Linked DNA regions of Homo sapiens: region 2 is linked to region 1. Evidence: chromatin contacts called from ENCODE Hi-C data. All regions are on one chromosome and are shown on one strand. Each heading gives the region's core, a stretch centred on a gene start or an enhancer-like site at or near the end of the contact. The rest is flanking DNA. Distances are from core to core; before and after follow the strand shown.

Region 1 (5,995 bases), core at 1,761-4,260:
AAAACACCATTAGTAATTATTTGGTAACTGTGATCAGAGACAGAAATTCATTTCCACAAATGCTATAGCTACATCTACTATTTTCTTACAAGAGCTAAGGGCAAGGGATGATAATGGCTCATCTTTCTCATTTTCATGTCTTTGGTGACCCTGACTCTGAACATGACAACAGAGACAGTTTTCTTTTAGGTTATCTACTGCCACACAAACATTTTTAAGAAGTTTTTAACGAGTAAGAATAATTCCTCTAGATAAGATCACTAACAAATACAAGTGAATTCCATTGATAAGTGAACACAACAGATACTACTGACCTAAAATGATTCATTTTTAATTTATCTCAAAGAGCTGCATTTGCTAATAACAACAAAAAACTTAGTAGGATTTTACCCTCAGCCAGGCTTGTAACATCACATATAAACTGATTTTGTTCTGTTCATGCCTTTCTAAAAAGAGAAATGCCATCTTACTAGGCCAATAAGGATTTTACAGTCTCAAACGTACAATTTGAGTTATGTTTGAATATATATGATGGCCATCAGAGATGCACTCACTGTTCAAGTCTATCCTTCCAATTTTATCATCAGTAGATAGTTACAATTTTGAATGGCACAGACCACCAGGGGTGTCCAGTCTTTTGGCTCCCCTGGCCCACACTAGAAGAAGAACTGTCTTGGGCCACACATAAAATACACTAACGACAGCTGATGAGCTTAAAAAAAAATTGCAAAAAAACTCGTTTTAAGAAAATTTACAGGCTGGCACAGTGGCTCACGCCTGTAATCCCAACACTTTGGGAGGCTGAGGCAGGTGGAACACAAGGTCAGGAGTTCAAGACCAACCTGGCCAACTTGGTGAAACCCCCGTCTCTACTAAAAATACAAAAAAATTGGCTAGGCGTGGCGGCAGGCGCCTGTAATCCCAGCTACTCAGGAGGCTGAGGCAGAGAATTGCTTGAACCTGGGAGGCGGAGGCTGCAGTGAGCCAAGATCCCGCTACTGCACTCCAGCTTGGGTAACACAGCGAGACACTATCTAATAAAAAAAAAAGTTTACGAATTTGTGTTGGGCAGCATTCAAAGCCATACTAGGCCGCATGCGGCCCGCAGGCCATGGGTTGAACAAGCTTGGCATAGACAAATGCTAAGCATTTCAGAAAATCATGTTGCTTTAAAATGCAGTGTTTAAAAATTTAAATTCTAAGTGTTAGGTTTTCAAAGTTCTCTCTATTAATCCATCTTCCTAACCTTTTCACCATTTTGGCCTCCAATTAGCCTTGCTCCCACTAACTCTTCGTATTCAACCACATATTCATTATGTGGTCAAGTATATACATTTGCAAACAACTCCTACCATAACTGAAATCCCCTATGTCAAATTTGATAAAGAAATGATAAATATAATACAAAGATATATACATAAAATGTACAGAAATTAATTTGAAATAAATTTAAAATGATTTTAGGAAAACAGTGTTTAAAACTTAAAAGATTTTCTAGTTAATCTCCCCTTTTAAGGAAAAAGAAATGGGAGTTTGGGGGTGGTAACTTGAGAGAGAAAAGAGTACTGAGCATTTAGTAAGTGCTACGTACTTTACATATATTTAATTCTCACAAGCTTTATCATCTACCTTTTTATTTTTAACAAGTGAGGAAACTGAGGCCAAAATAAAAACTCATCACTGAATAATTCATCTGAAGTCACAGAGCTAGCTAGAGGCAGAAGAAGTTTGAGAACTTGTGTTTCACTCTAAATTCTGTACTCTACTTCACCATACCAACACTGAAATGCTTGCTTATACGCAACAATCATCCCACAGATATCAATAAGCCGTATAGTTTAAACACTAGAATAGATAACTTCTAATCCTAAAATCTAGACAGGTTAAGTGTCTTGCTGAAAGTCACACACCTTTTGATACCTGAATTGGGACCAGAACCAAGCTCCTCTGCTCTTTCAAGTATTCCTCAGTGCTACACACTTGCTCAGGAGACTCTCTCCTTTATTAATGTGAAAAGCAATTCATAAAACTGAAAATACTCTTGGCTTCAAAAAATTTCAAACTACAATGGTTTGATCTAAAAGGCAGAACTGCCTAAGAAAATTAACTAAAACGTAACTATTTAGAACACTGTGCAAACTGAACTATAAATCTGCTGCTGCAAAAGTCAACACACTATATTTTCCCAGGAAATTTTCTATCATTAATTAACCCCATGCTACACATTTGTTACATTTGCTCAGAATCACCAACATACGACGTAAATACTTTAACAATAGAGCCTAGTAGTTTACTTTCAGCCAAAAATAGAAGCCACTTTATTTTATAAGCAAATATGCATAAAAATGATTATACCATGGAGCCGATAGAAAACTAGTTTTATTCCCAGTAAGAAGTCATTGTCTTCATTCATGAAACATACTAATAATGAATAATATGGGGCAATCAAGAACTGATTCTTTATTAACAGACAGTATTCATTTTACATTTTTGTGTTGTTTTTAAGACGTGGCTCCCAAATTCTTCTGACAAACCTCTTTTGCTTTTTTTTTTTTTTTTGAGACGGAGTCTCACTCTGTAGCCAGGCTGGAGTGCAGTGGCGATCTTGGCTCACTGCAACCTCTGACTCCTGGGTTCAAGTGATTCTCCTGCCTCAGCCTCCCAAGTAGCTGGGATTACAGGCACGTGCCACCACACCCGGCTAATTTTTGTATTTTTAGTAGAGACAGGGTTTCACCATGTTGACCAGGCTGGTCTCGATCTCCTGACCTCAAGTGATCCGCCTGCCTCGGCCTCCCAAAGTGCTGGGATTACAGGTGTGAGCCATCGCGCCCAGCCGACATGCCTTTTATCAAGAGGTGGGATACATTCCTCTCCTGGAATTTGGGCTCTGTGACCCTCGCCCAGCAGAATACAGCAAAAGTGGCACTGTGCCAGTTTCTGAGCCGAGGACCTAAGATACCAGCAATTTCCATTTCCTGTATCTTGAGATACTCACTCATGAAGGAAACACAGAGGAACCAAAAGCTAGCACCAACCTACCAGCCACGTGAATGAGTCACACTGAAAGTGCCAGCCCCCAGCTGAGCCACATCAGACAATGCTGAGCAGAACAGAGATAAGCTACCCCACCCCAAGCCCTCCCAAACTGCAGAGCAAAATAAAAGACTGTTGTTTTAAGCCACTGTATTTTTGGATGATTTGTTATACACCGATAATAAATGGAACACTAGTTTTCCAGATCTATCTGAAGCCACGGGAAGGAAATTACTGATCAGATTGTAGAAAGTTACAGAAATTGAATGTAGTTATTTTTTTGCTGCAGTAAAGGGGTAAGTAATATAAAAATGTGTAAGTAGAAACGACATTAATAGCTGTGCTATTCTGGTTTAAACTTTAACCTCTCTTTGTCTCCGTTTCTCCATCTATAAAATGGAGGTAATGACTATACCTATCTTATAGGGTTAGGAGAATTAAATACTTGTAAAATATAGGTCCTACCACATACAAGCAGTGCATGTGTGTTTAAAAACCTTTTGATGATCACCCACATAATACAGTTAAACATTGTCCCTTGTTGTTCTGAAGCCCAAACCAATGAGGCCAGTTATCACTTCTCTAAGTACAATGCCTAACAACTGCTCAATAAGTATCTGATAAACTCAGTTTTTTCCAATTTACCAAAGCTTAAGGACCTTTTCTGTTTACTTGGAAATAAAAAGGTATATCCACCTTTAAGTGTAATTTTTATTGAAAACCGGACAACATGATTATGATTATGTTTTCTCTCACCAGCTCTGGACTACTATATTCTCTCTTGAATATTCTCTTTGCATACGTCCAATAAAATTAGTTTCCAAATTACTGGCAAATATAAAAATATATTTACAAACTAGACCGGCTTTTTCTACCAAATGGTAGCATTTCTCTACAGAATTTTACCAAGATTTCAAAATGCTCTATCTTGTCATGAAAGCAAAAAGACAATGTCAGTATCAGGAAATACTTAAGTGGTTATAATACCTGGAATACCTCATGAGACAATTTTTTTTTTTTGAGACAGGAGTCTTGCTCTGTCGCCCAGGCTGGAGTGCAGTGACGCGATCTCGGCTCACTGCAAGCTCCGCATCCCGGGTTCACGCCATTCCCCCTGCCTCAGCCTCCCAAGTAGCTGGGACTACAGGCGCCCGCCACCATGCCCGGCTAATTTTTTTTTGTATTTTCAGTAGAGACGGGGTTTCACCGTGTTAGCCAGGATGATCTCAATCTCCTGACCTCGTGATCCGCCGGCCTCAGCCTCCCAAAGCGCTGGGATTACAGGCGTGAGCCACTGCGCCCGGCCAAGACAATGTTTAAAGATGTTGATAAACATCTCCCAGCCTTACAAAAAAAAATGGGAACATAATAATGAAATGTATATTATCTTCAACTACACTATTCTTTGAAAAAAAAACCCTGCCTTTCTAAACTTGCCCCATGCTTGATAATTCCTTCACTTAATTCAGCATCAAAAATGAAAAAAAAAAAGTTTATGGTCAAGCTTAGAACAATTCTTTTGTAGATTCTGGTAAAAGTTCATTGTGGTGAACGCTAATTACGGCTCAAAGGAAAGCAAAAATACATACTGCCAACCCAAATATGTGCCACATTCGAAAAAATGACTTGATGTGTCACATAAGATAGGAGCTTTAAAAGGACGCTGAGGACACTGAGACATTAGGTTACAGGGACTTCCTAACTCCACCTGGAGAAGTATATTCTTTCAGGAAAGGTAGAATGAGATGCTACCTACTGCGAGGGGGAAGAGGACTCAAGAATGGGAAGAGGAGAGGCCAGGTGCAGTGGCTCACGCCTGTAATCCCAGCACTTTGGGAGGCCGAGATGGGTGGATCACGAGGTCAAAAGATTGAGACCATCCTGGCCAACATGGTGAAACCCCATCTCTACTAAAAATAGAAAAAATTAACCAGGCATGGTTGCGGGCACCTGTAATCCCAGCTACTCGGGAGGCTGAGGCAGGAGAATGGCGTGAACCCGAGAGGCAGAGCTTGCAGTGAGCCGAGATCACACCACTGCACTCCAGTCTAGGCGACAGAGCGAGACTCCGTCTCAAAAAAAAAAAAAAAAAAAGAATGGGAAGAGGAGAAACGAACTGAGCTTAATGTTCTTAATAATCTACACAGGCACATGAAATATTTTACAAATCCTAATTCACAGGAGAGAAAACTCAGGGCCACAAGAGGCAAAGACGTTTGCCTAAAATAGAGAATAAATGACAGAACCAGACTAGAGAAGAGTTTCTGCACTAGAGTAAAAATCAGAGGATTCTGTACTACCATTTCAAAAAAATAACACTGTATTCCTTCTAGAGTTACTAGTAGTAAAGTTAGAAGTGAACTTCCTAATAATACTTTCCCTACTGTCAGGAAAAAGGGGCGGCGGGGAGGGGGCAACAAGTTCTCAGGGCAGACACAAGGGCACTGTCCAATGACCTGGTCAAGGTGCTCACAGCTCACCGGGTGACCTTCAAGTCCCATTTTTAATTCTGCAGTGTCTCAGGTGGGCTTCAACACTTCCTGCTATCTGGTTCAGAAGATGTTAACATTGGGGTTTACGTGACAATGCTCTCAGACCAAAAAAAAAAGAAAAAGGAAAGATCATTGCTAGTGTTATCTCACCCGTATAAGCTGAATTACTTACGCATTAGGCTGTAAATGTGCTTTTCTGCAACATGTTCCGTAAACAGCTTTATAAGGTCATCTTTTAAGTCTCTGTTAAGCTTGGTTTCGATGTAAAACTTATTCTGAAAAATAAAATAAAATCTTTTTTTGTGTATTAATTGGGGAAATGATTAGTCTAATGAACTGGAGCACTAAATATTTTAGAAAACAATGCATAAAGGCATCAATTAAAGCAGAAAAACTCAACATCCAACAACAAAAGCCATGCAACTATTAGTTACTTGTCTTTCTGGCACGGGGTGGAAAGCATAAAA
Region 2 (5,481 bases), core at 774-3,273, 800 kb after region 1:
AAGAATACTAACATGTGCAAAGAACACACTAAGAAAGCTCAAATAAGTCATCTGCTAGACAAGGCAGATTTCCTGGAGATTTTTGGTCATTATGCAATAATCTCAATGGAATATATAGACAGTCACATGAACAAATATGCCTTTATTTTCCACGGAAATATAGATTCACACAGCACTGATTCAGACCCTTGTACCAAGAAGTCCTTCAAGACTCTCCACTTTATTTGCCTAGATAAGACAAGGATGTATTTCTCCAAGAGCTTGAGACAGCCGAATAGAAACCATTTCTGTAGAGACAGTGGTGTTAAAAAGATCACTGACATATCATATGATGCCAGCATTGTTAAGACTCCCAGTAAGTCTGGCATCCGAGATCTCAAACAAACCTATTATTGTACCAGGAGTCAAAATGAGGCGTGCTCACTGCAGGGCAGGGCAGCAAAACTATAATCTTAGCAAGGGAACAGGTCCCAAATAAAGAATAGAGCAGCCAGCTGCAGAATGCCAACATCTGTGCCATCAGACAGGCTGGGGAGCACATCCCTAGAATGAAACAACTCTAAGGTATGTCAGGTGAGCGAAGAGGACACCCGACAGAGCTGAAGTGCCCCAGATTAGACGGCTGCCCCCGCCGGCATGGCAGGTGCTCAGAGGGCTGTCCCCAGGCACAGTAGCTTCCTCTGGCCGCCACTGAACCTCTTTTCTGGGCCACAGTCCTTGTGACCAGCATTCATTCTCCCCCACTGCTACCCAATCCTGTGCCATCTGCCCTCCTCCCTTGCCCCAGGAAAGGGGCAGAGAAAGAGAAGCACAAAGCCTTTTCCAGCTGTCAAGGGCTATGATCTCTTTCCCACCCCTCATTTCTCTCTCTCTCAGACCTTTCCACTTAACTCGCAGTACACTCTGCAACTAAAAATCCACATGGTTCACCCTGGTACACGGAACAACCAAGTGGAAAGTTCCAGAGATGTCTAGAATGTCACTGACTGCCAGGCGGGGTTGTCAAGTGGATGGTAAAACCCTGACATCTTTTAAGGCTGCCCTCTCCCAACACACATACACTATTTTGTAAATTAAACATCTGAGGGTGCTGGGGGCGGTGGCTCACACCTGTAATCCCAGCACTTTGGGAGGTGGAGGCAGGTGGATCACTTGAGGTCAGGAGTTCAAGACCAGCCTGGCCAATATGGTGAAACCCCGTCTCTACTAAAAATACAAAAATTAGCCGAGCGTGGTGGCACACACCTGTAGTCCCAGCTATTCAGGAGGCTGAGGCCAAAGAATCACTTGAACCCAGGAGGCAAAGGCTGCAGTGAGCTGAGATCACACCACTGCACTCCAGCCTGGGCAACAGAGTGAGACTCTGTCTCAAAAAAAAAGAAATAAAATAAAAATTAAAAATAAAACAAACATCTGAGGGACTCAAAGGACTCAGAACATCTGCTTGGAGGATGGGAGGTGCTTCAGGAGGGAACTGGAACCCTCAAATTTTACACCTTCATCTTCCCAAGATGGCTTCAACCACAGCAGAACTGCCTGAGTCACTGTGCTATAAACAGAGTCCACAACCCAGAGAAAGACCTGGGACTTTAGGTTTTCTTTAAACTGTTAAACTAGCGCCTGCCCATCCCCTGGTGCCCTTCTAGTCTTGCCCGAGTCCTCCAGCTGCTCAGCAAGACCCTGCCTCCTTAAGCCCCTGTCCTGTGCCACACTAGAGCAGTCATCTATCTTGTAGCCATCCTGTAATTCCAGGTGTGATTGTAATTTGCTGAGGTTTACAGAAAAAAAAAACAAACTTTTTTTTAATCCCAGAAAATACAAAAATCATAGCCAGGGCTGAGGTGGGGGATGAGAAACGCCATTACTCCTTCATGGCCTCCCACCGACGTGCTAAGCAAGCGTCACCATCTGCCTTATTCAGCCCTTCCAGGCACAAGAGTCCCCAAGGGGAAACTTTCAGAGGCTCACCTAGTTCAAAGTCTGCAATGAACGCTCAAATGTGACTAATGAAACCAGTTGCACGAAGGTCCCACCTGGCACCCAGCCTCAGTCCTGTACCCACTCCCACCCCAGGTCCACGCAGATGGGACCCACCACTCTAAGCAGGATGCGGTGCGACCCAAGCGTCTCGTGTGAAGTCTGCATGTGGGAGAGGAACATCCTGTTTGCCTGTAGTGGCTCTGAGGCTCAGACTTCAAAGTAGAGAAGAAAAAAGGCCGGTGCTGGGGGCACCCAGGGCAGAGGAGGAGGGGGAGGGAAGGAGGCTGCTTCGGCTGGGAGGAAGCTCAGGGGCTGCACCGGGCTGGCAGGACTCGACCCCGAGATCCCGAGATCCCAAGGCTGCCAGCAAGCCTGAGGGGAGGGGGCTGCGAACTATTTATTAAGAGCATAAGGGCCACTCCCTACTGGGGCAGGTGTGAAATGCCCCACGAGTGCAGAAGTCCCTCAGGCAGAGGTTTCCTCCTCTGAGAGCCCTTGCCCATCTCCCGTGCTGCTGCAGTGACTGGGAGGCAGCTGTGGCTGTTGGACCCAGACAGGCTGGAGAAAGGAGAGGATGTCGCCCCCAAAGCCCTCGTGCGCCTGGGCTGTGGGAAGCCTGATTGCTTTACATGGGGTGCACGGGCAGACTTCTGACTGCCACCGGCCAACGACCCCCTGGGCCTGGCTCAGGAGCACACAGCAACAGGGTGCTCCTGGGACGGGGCTCAGCAAAGGTGACTTAGAGGATGGAGAATGCAACTAAGGCCGGGTGCGGTGGCTCATGCCTGAAACTCCAGCACTTTGGGAGGCTGAGGCGGGCGGATAGCAAAATCCTGTCTCTACTAAAAATATAAAAATTAGCAGGGCTTGGTGGCACCCACCTGTAGTCCCAGCTACTAAGGAGGCTGAGGTGGGAGGATCACCTAAGCCCGCGGAGGTTGAGGCTGCAGTGAGCTAAGATCACGCCACTGCACTCCATCCTGGGTGATAGAGCCAGACCCTGTCTCAAAAAAAAAAAAAAAAGAGAATGCACCTAAAACTTTCTTCCAAGAAAGTGGCCAGAGATCGTGTGCCCAGCTACTGGCCAGAGCCTCATCTATCACAGGGAAAAGAGCTGTGACTGGGGCCCAGTAAGTGTTTACCAGTGGCTGAAGAGAAATCGTGCGCTGTGCAGCAGCAGAGGCTGGGGAAATGAACCCGGCTAGTACCAACGCGGCTGCAGTGCCCTCCAGCCCTGCGCTGGGCAGCGTGTGGGCATTCTTTCATTCAGTTCTCCCTCCAGCGCTCTGAAGACCCCCATTTGACAGAGGAAGAAACGAGGGGCTTAGGGGTTCCTCACAGTTCTGGAGGCTAGAAGTCCAAGTCAAGGTGCCATCAGGGTTGGTTTCTCCTGAGGCCGCTGTCCTCGGCTCGTAGACCACACCTTCTCCCTGCGTCTTCACAGGGTCTCCCCGGTGCACGTGTGTCCTTACCTCCTCTTCTCACAAGGACACTAGTCAGATTGGGTTAGAGCTCACCTCAATGTCCTTGTTTAATGTTAATTACCCCTTTAAAGCCCTATCTCCAAATAAAGTCACATTCTGGGGATTAGGACTTCAACATATGGATTAGGGAGGGGAGCACAGTTCAGCCCATAACAGTGAGCAAAAGAGAAGGGCGGAAGGCCAGCCCTGGCAGGCTCTGCAGCCCCCACTCCCAACCATGAGGCCATCTGCCACTCGCATGGCAGGACAATAAAAACGAGGGCTGCAAAGAGAGTAACATGGAAAACTGCCCGTGAATGTTAAATGACTGATACTAAATTTTAAAAACACACCCTATCTAAAAACAATGATCCCAAATACGTTCTTTTTTGTTGTTGTTGTTTGCTTTTTTGAGATGGAGTCCCACTCTGTCACCCAGGCTGGAGTGCAGTGGCACGATCTTGGCTCACTGCAAACTCCGCCTCCTGGGTTCAAGCGATTCTCCTGCTTCTGCCTCCTGAGTAGCTGTGATTACAGGTGTGCGCCACCACACCCAGCTAAGTAGAGACGGGGTTTCACCACATTGACCAGGCTGGTCTCAAACTCCTGACCTCAGGTGATCCACCCTCCTAGGCCTCCCAAAGTGCCGGGATTACAGGCATGAGCCACCACGCCCGGCTCCAAATACATTCTTTAAGAGTGTATCCATGTGTCTAAGTGAGAAACAATATGTCCCCAAAGGTCAGTAGTGGGGTGAATGGTGTTCCCCCAAACTTACATTCACCTCGAATCTCAGAATGGACCTCATTTGAAAAGAGGGTTGCATAAGGGTCTCAAAATAAAATCATACTGCATTTAGGGTAGGCCCTAAATCCAGGGACTGGGTGTCCTTATCAGAAGAGGAGGGGACACACTGAGGGAAGAAGGCGTGTGAAGGCAGAGGGAGACATCGGTGATGCAGCCACGTGCCAAGGAGCGCTAAGGAGTGCCGGCAGCCACCAGCAGTCTGTAAGCTGAAGGGGCAAGTAAGCACCCCCCACACCCTCTCGCCACCACCCACCAGAGTCTTGTGGAGAACAGGGCCCTGCCAACACCTTGATGTCATATTTTCAATCCGTTTCTGCTGAGCGAATACGTTTCTGCTGTTTGAAGCCACTTGACTTGGGGTCATTGCTTATGACAGTCCAAGGAGGCTCATCCAGTTGGCTTGTTGATTTCACCTCACCCCGGCTCAAACACAGAAAATGAGATGGGCCTAGGGGTCCCAGACAGTTCCAACAAGCAGGGATCCCTGAGGGGGAGACATGACCTCACCAGGTTTGGACTGTGATGGGCACCTGAACAACACGGTCAGACTCCTTAAGGGTCCACAAGGCAGAGAAAGAAGAAAATGGAGCTATCTGGGCTAAGCAGGAGGCCGCAGGTGAGTGGAAGACACGGGAACAGAGCTGAGGCCACCATCCGTCCAACAAACGGCTGCTGGTGAAGCGGAAAACTCAAGTTGGCGGCTGAGCTGCATTCTGCATCTTTTTTTTTTTTTTTTTTTTTTTTTGGCCAAGACAGCTGCGGCTTAGCAAGCTTTGGGGTTTTGGCAGCCCCACATCTGCAAGCTGCACGCCTGGACTGTAAACTGTTTAGCATCGTTGCCTTGGGATCCAATCCTACAGGCTGCTGGAAGTGAGACTCGGACAAAAATGAGGAGGGAGGCTTCCTGCAGATGTGCAACTCTGCACAACCGTCCTGCAGAACAAGGTCTTTATATCACCAAGCCACCTCCTCTCCAGATCCCAGACATTGCCATGGCTGAGCAGGATTTGCCTTCCTGAAAGAAAAATATCCATGCAGTGCCCCAACTTCAGACTGTTCCAAATGTGCCGCTCCAGGAAAGGACGTCCCCCTGACGCATACTCATCTGTGCAGAAACGAGGACCTCAACCAGCCTTGAAGGCCCCTCTGTGAATATTGCGTCACTGTCTCCATTCATTGCGTTTCAAGCCTAATAAATATTTTAACACTTCTCAGAAGACAAGTACAGAAG

Evidence for each region. A loop is a pair of places that touch in the nucleus more often than their neighbours do. Pooled maps may share reads with other maps.
Region 2: a map of naive thymus-derived CD4-positive, alpha-beta T cell shows a loop between it and region 1 (3-fold over the local background). The contact joins two enhancer-like sites. A Hi-C loop is called at or near these places in 1 of 168 maps with a recorded cell type or tissue (naive thymus-derived CD4-positive, alpha-beta T cell), 1 of 37 single-sample maps with no recorded cell type and 4 of 50 pooled maps.

Annotation. Positions count from the first base shown.
Region 1 is chr10:118,695,606-118,701,600 of GRCh38, forward strand. It overlaps CACUL1 (CDK2 associated cullin domain 1), which reads right to left. Exons shown (of 9, transcript NM_153810.5): 5 at 5,701-5,803. Among named protein-coding and RNA genes, the nearest start is that of CACUL1, 56 kb to the right of the region's middle. Within about 2 kb of position 3,011, at least 2 of the 41 ENCODE cell types and tissues checked have a DNase peak (open chromatin) inside an H3K27ac peak, as active enhancers do.
Region 2 is chr10:119,500,353-119,505,833 of GRCh38, forward strand. The region is part of intron 4 of RGS10 (regulator of G protein signaling 10); the gene reads right to left. Among named protein-coding and RNA genes, the nearest start is that of RGS10, 40 kb to the right of the region's middle. Within about 2 kb of position 2,024, at least 8 of the 41 ENCODE cell types and tissues checked have a DNase peak (open chromatin) inside an H3K27ac peak, as active enhancers do.